2 separate regions of the Mus musculus genome follow, and region 1 is linked to region 2. A link is a loop called in an ENCODE intact Hi-C map of the cell type or tissue named here. Cell type or tissue: left cerebral cortex. All regions are shown on one strand. Links, peaks and the distances in the headings refer to the core of each region. The heading gives the core; the rest is flanking DNA.

What was found. A loop is a pair of places that touch in the nucleus more often than their neighbours do. Peaks named below come from ENCODE experiments on the same cell type or tissue, not always from the same donor. Only the 100,000 strongest peaks of a DNase experiment are listed, where the experiment ranks them.
Region 1: it touches region 2 in a loop (10-fold over the local background); 7 of 42 quality-filtered maps call a loop at or near these places.

What each region holds. Positions count from the first base shown.
Region 1 is chr13:64,441,697-64,444,614 of GRCm38, forward strand. No RefSeq gene overlaps it. Among named protein-coding and RNA genes, the nearest start is that of Gm31218, 6.3 kb to the right of the region's middle. In left cerebral cortex, for the core only: a CTCF peak has its summit at 1,753 (motif pointing right); a DNase peak (open chromatin) is centred at 1,776.
Region 2 is chr13:64,902,794-64,905,711 of GRCm38, forward strand. It overlaps Cntnap3 (contactin associated protein-like 3), which reads right to left and starts at 1,095. Exons shown (of 24, transcript NM_001081129.1): 1 at 954-1,095. The coding sequence starts at 1,047. In left cerebral cortex, for the core only: a CTCF peak has its summit at 1,263 (motif pointing left); a DNase peak (open chromatin) is centred at 1,210; H3K4me3 peaks cover 813 bases.

The DNA.
Region 1 (2,918 bases), core at 238-2,737, 460 kb before region 2:
TGGACACTGATGGAGGGCTGTGTTTTATTGCAGTGCCAAAATACTTGGTGGGTTTAATAAAGTGGGACTTAATGATATTTCTTTGTATGCTGCCATTTGTATTGAGTTACGGTATTTCACAGGCTACATTTTGTCTCCAGAAGGGAGCCAAATTTGAGGAATTTGCAGAGATTGCGCCCCCAAGTCCTCACCCAGCACTGGGAAGTCTGTAACTAGTAACAAAATGTGCACGGCCCTAGTTTATCAGGAGGCTTCATCCAGGTAAAGGATTTGACTGTGACCTGGTTCCTGGTCTCTCTTCATTATTAACCTAGGCACTAGCCTAGGATAAGATTCCAAAGCTACCTTCTGTCTTTTCAGTCCTGGACATGACACCCCTTTCATTTTCAAATTGTTTCCTTCTAGAAGCCTGACTCCCACCTCCATCACTCATCAGGTGGATCTGGTCCATCCCAGACTCCTGAGAGAATCTCAGCCCATCCTCAGCAGAAGATGGTCAGAGGGCTCTGCTGGGGATTAAGGAAGCTCTCCAGAGGAGTGTTTCTCTGAATGGAACTTGAGAGAGGCAGCATTTTTCTGTTGGGTTTGAAGGGTATGGAGGGACTGGAAGAGTGGGTGCCCTTCTTTGACAGGAGCAAGCCTGATGGCTTCCGGGGTAAATCAGACTTATACAGAGGAGAATAAAATCGAAAAGAGAAAGAAAGAAAGAAAGAAAGAAAGAAAGAAAGAAAGAAAGAAAGAAAGAAAGGAAAGAAAGAAAGAAAGAAAGAAAGAAAGAAAGAAAGGAAAGAAAGAAAGAAAGAAAGAAAGAAAGAAAGGAAAGAAAGAGAGAAAGAAAGGAAAGAAAGGAAAGAAAGAAAGAAAGAAAGAAAGAAAGAAAGAAAAGCAAGCACAAATGACTTTATGTGTTTATGAGTGGCAGGAACTTTTTACAGTGGAGCAGGTTGCAGTATTAACAAGGGTCTGCATGGGGTAGAAAGAGAGGGAGGAGGAAGAGGAGGAGGAGGAGGAGGAGGAGGAGGAGGAGGGAGAGAGAGGAAGGGAGGGAACACTAGCTGACTCTAGGTTTTTCCAGCTGACCTCTGATTTTTTCCTCTGGTCACTTAGAAATAGTGTCTGCCTGATCTTCTCTTCCTTCTCTGGAGCAGAGAGGCTTCATACAGTCATACAGGTGACAGATCGCCTCTGACCCCTGGCCTCCACCACTGTTGGGTGACACTATTTTGGGGAATATAAGAACACATATCTAGCTGGGTGTGGTGGCACACGCCTTTAATCCCAGCACTCAGGAGGCAGAGGCGGCGGATTTCTGAGTTTGAGGCCAGCCTGGTCTACAAAGTGAGTTCCAGGACAACCAGGGCTACACAGAGAAACCCTGTCTCGAAAAACAAAAAACAAACAAACAAAAAACACATATCACAGACCAAGGTACAAATATCACCAATATCCAACCTGGCAAAACAGCTTTATTTGGGTTACTTATAGAAGCAGAAGTAACTCAGCTGATGAAAGCTGGAAACCTAGAGAGAGCACTGTACAACCTTCAGGCAGCTCAGCTTACCTGATAATGACCCTTAGCAGTACTTATAGTTGATATAAGCTGGGGACAGGGGATGCCTAGTAAATCTGGTGGGTTTTAGGGACTTCCTGAAGCCTTTGAGTTGTTTACTTCTTGAGTGTAATAAATTCTTTGCAGGATCCAATGCTTTATCTCCTCATGGATCATCTACAAGCCTTCCTTCAAGATGGAGTCAGAAAATGTGGGCAGTAGGTGGCACTGTTGGCTTGTGTAATATGATCCACAGTGCATGCTCTAGAGTACCTTGGGAGAAGGGAAAAAGAGGAAAGGAAAACAGGAATTTCCTCTGAATCCCAAAAGGCCCAGAAGATAGGCAGTCACTCTTAGTGCACCAAATCATGTGACTCTGACAGGCACAGCCTGAGCAGGACAGATTCCACCCCACCAGGCTGCCATTTCCTCAGAGACCATCAAAGGGGCTATCACCTCCAGGTTAGGCTAGAGAACAGTCCCCACGATGAGGGGCCTTGTCAGAACCTGATCAGCCCAGAGCAGTGGAGCTGATTGCTGGAAGGGGTTGAGGCGAGGGACAGTAGGGTAAAACGGGTGGGGAGGGTGGGAGGCACGGGGAGGGCTTGTGAAAAAAGACCTTGGTGCTGATATTTATGCTCCTTTTGGCATCTTAAGGTGAAAATATGAGCAAATCGTTACTGTGTCTCCTCTAGGAGACAGGGACTTTGACAAGAACACAAGAGCTACCCGCATGGTTGATAGATCACAATTGGACTACCCGATGCTCAGAAACATCTTGGTTTCCTTCGAATCTGCCTCTTTCTTACCCATCTGTCCCCTTCCCACCATTTCTGTTTCTCTTCACACAGGGGTTTGTTCCAGGTGGTCATCTTATTATTATTTAAAATTAACACCTTTTTATTTTTATGTACATGAGCAATTTGCCCGCACGCATGTCTGTGCAGCACCCCTGTGTCTGGTGCCAGCAGAGATCCTCTGGCAATGGAGTTACAGTGAGCAGCCAGGTGGGTTCTCTAGAAGAACAGCCAGAGTGCCTAACCACTGATCCGTTAATACACACCCGCCATGATAGTCTGTAGAACTTCCCTAGAAGTTTACAACTCCAGGGTTACTTGTTTCTGCTCATCTTTATTTAGGTCTTGGGGAAACTATGATGTAGGCCAAGGTAACAAAGGACAGCTATATGTACCTTCTCTTGTAGGATCATGACTTCATAGCGTGTACCTTTCAGGATCATTCCTTATACATACATACTGCCCAGGATCACATCTTCACATGTATTTACCTTCCAGGATCATTTTTTATACACATATACTTCCCAGCATCGTGGTTTCATATTTCATATGTGTGTACATATCCTTCTAAG
Region 2 (2,918 bases), core at 237-2,736:
TATGCATACATGGGACTGTCAAAGAAAAAAAAAACTTACTTTTAAAAAGTTATTTTTTTAATTCAAGGAGGAATATATTTTTAAAATTCTAAACTCATAGCTGAATTAAATCAGTAGAATTTTAATTGAGGCATATTTTTACATTTTCGTGAAAGATAAAAATAAAAGTATTGGGTTTTTCTGTACTATCTGGATTATTATTACTCCACTAAAATACTGACCATTCTACAAATAAAAGCATGCTAGATTTTTGCCAAATCAGAAACACAGCACTCCGTGACAAAATTTTTAAATGTAAATGTTGACACATAGAGAATGACTAGCAAAGTTTTGTCTTTAAACAATAACTTTTACTATTAGAAACAACCTGTTCTGTGAAGAGAATACCCACGTGTTTTCCCCCCCCTCTGAGCAATTTGAGCAGGGTGCCAAATTTGGCCTATAAAATTTAGGCTGATCTATAGCTGCTCCATCCCTGCAGTATTTAAGAGTTAATTAGCATCTTAACTCTGAAGCTACCAAGGTCTGCAAAACTGTATGCTGGTAGCAGCTAAACTGATGCAGGATGATGTAATGCCTGCCAGTCATTTCTCTGATGGACTTAATTCCTGGAAATTGTTCCATTCAAGGGGAATAAATGATAGTGTTGGCCAATTAATTCCTAACACATGGGTCTTTCTGTTTTTATGAAACATTCACCCCCTTAGTGATTATTCAGATATATAAATAAATTCAAATACACACTATGTATTTTAGACCCTCTCAGAAGATGAAAGTCTATCGTAAATAAATTTTAGTTTTTCAGGTTGCAACTGAATAGGGTTTATTTGAAACCCCATTTTTATTTTTCACCAGCCCTATGCTCTGCTATTCGGATTCAAATTAAACCAGGAATTAAATGCAAAGTTTTCCAGATAGCCTAGAGCAAGTTTTAAGCATTTTGCTGTACTTACGTGGATCTCCTGCTGCTACTAGGGGCAGGGTCTGAACAGACAGCAGCAGCAGAAGCAGCAACGCATCCAGGAATGCTCCGTTGACCCGTGCCATGATCACTTTGGGCTCCAGAAACTCTATAAAGAGAGCAGCAGCTGCTTGGGTGGCTTCAGTGTCCTGCCTGGCTTCTGACAACCCTCCCTGCTTGCCGGCTTTCCTCTTGCAACTCACAGGCTGCTATCCCTGCTCTGGCAACGTAGAAGCCAGAGCCTCTGCTCCAGCTGCACACAATCCCGATCCCCGCGCTGCGCGTGTAAGGACCGCCACCTTGCGACGACAGCCTCTCCAGCTCCAGACTATGTGACTCCCTACCTGTCCCAGAGGTACGAGCCCTGGCTCTCCCAACTTAAGTCCCTGAAGGTGGCAGATATCAAATGCTAGTCTGAGAGGACATAGGAGCTTCTGCTCACTGTCTTGGTAGCTATCCTCAGTTCATTCATGCAGCTGCCTCTCTCACCTGGATGTATGCACTGGACTCTGGGGACCACCTGACTCATTTTTGAACACACGCGCGCGCACACACACACACACGCACACACACACACACACACACACACACACACACACACACACACACACACACACACACACACACAAACCTGCCATACTAGGACAGCTGTTTGCAAAGGCCAGGTGTTATCACCTTGGTAATGGACTGCAGAGAGTACATCTAGGGTTGACTCTGCTCTGTTTCATATCAAAAAACAATGGGCCAGAAAGGACTCTACAGATGCATACAGAAGCGCTCTATCTGAAAGCTCATGGGTCAAACTGCTGGTAGGCAAGTCTGATGAGACTCACTTGTTAACAGGGTTTTTGTTGTGTTGTCCCTAATGTCTAAGCACCTGCCCCCGCATCTTTTTTTTCCCATTAAATTTAATCTTTGCCAGCACTAAAATATTTTTTTCAGCACATGATTTCTTTTTTCTTTTTTTCTTTTTTGCACTAAAATATTATTAATCTTGATTTCTAAGTGTCTCTTGAAGTTTTCACCTTGAGGCAGATGCCTTACTACCTTCATCTTGGTCAGGTCCTCCAGTAAGGTACGTGAGAAAGGTCAGGGAAGTGTGCACACACACACGTGCACACACACACACACACGCACGCACAGAAAGTTGTGTAAAAATGTCATGACACTTGAAAGTTACTTGTTAAAACTTAAGAGAGTTTACTCTGGCTTAGGCATTCCCTCCTTGAATGGTAGGTCCTGTGTTTCATCTTTTTGGTAGGATTTTACTCACATATTACTTTTTTATGGGATGATGATCTCATAAATATTTACAGCTTGAATTAATTATATAAAGCTGCTTGTACATTATAACAAATACATTCATTTTTTAAAATAAATTCTTGTCCGGAAACAATGTTCCTGGAAATGAAGAAACTATTTCTAGAAGGAAAAAAAATGTAATATACTAAGTGTATTCCAATGTATGTTAGAATTTATAGTCCTTCAGTTTTAAGTTCTGAAGATTACATTGGAATCCCTAAAAGTGTAGCCAAATCCACTGGCACTTCAAGTCCTAAAATGGAATTCTACTCCAAAAATGTGTTGTATCTCCTAGAATTATTTTTTAGAATATCTTTCTAAGCAATGCAATGTGATCTTAATATAAATTTTCAAGTGTTGATACTATTGGATTCATAAAGATACAAGACAGAAATCACTCAGATGATTTACAAATGAAGAAAGTAAAGGCTAAGACTACGTATAGGTCAGCTTCGCATTACAACAGCATCTGAGACACTTAGGAAAACATTTTGACTCAGGAGTCTGTGACTGCTGTTGTCCAGGACTCTGAGAACAAGCTTTTCTTCCATTTCTTTGAAATGAAAGTTATTTTATTTTCTGAATATTTTGTGCTGAATATCTGAGAGTAACGTATGCAAAGTATCATTGCCTATAAATAATATGGGATCAGCAA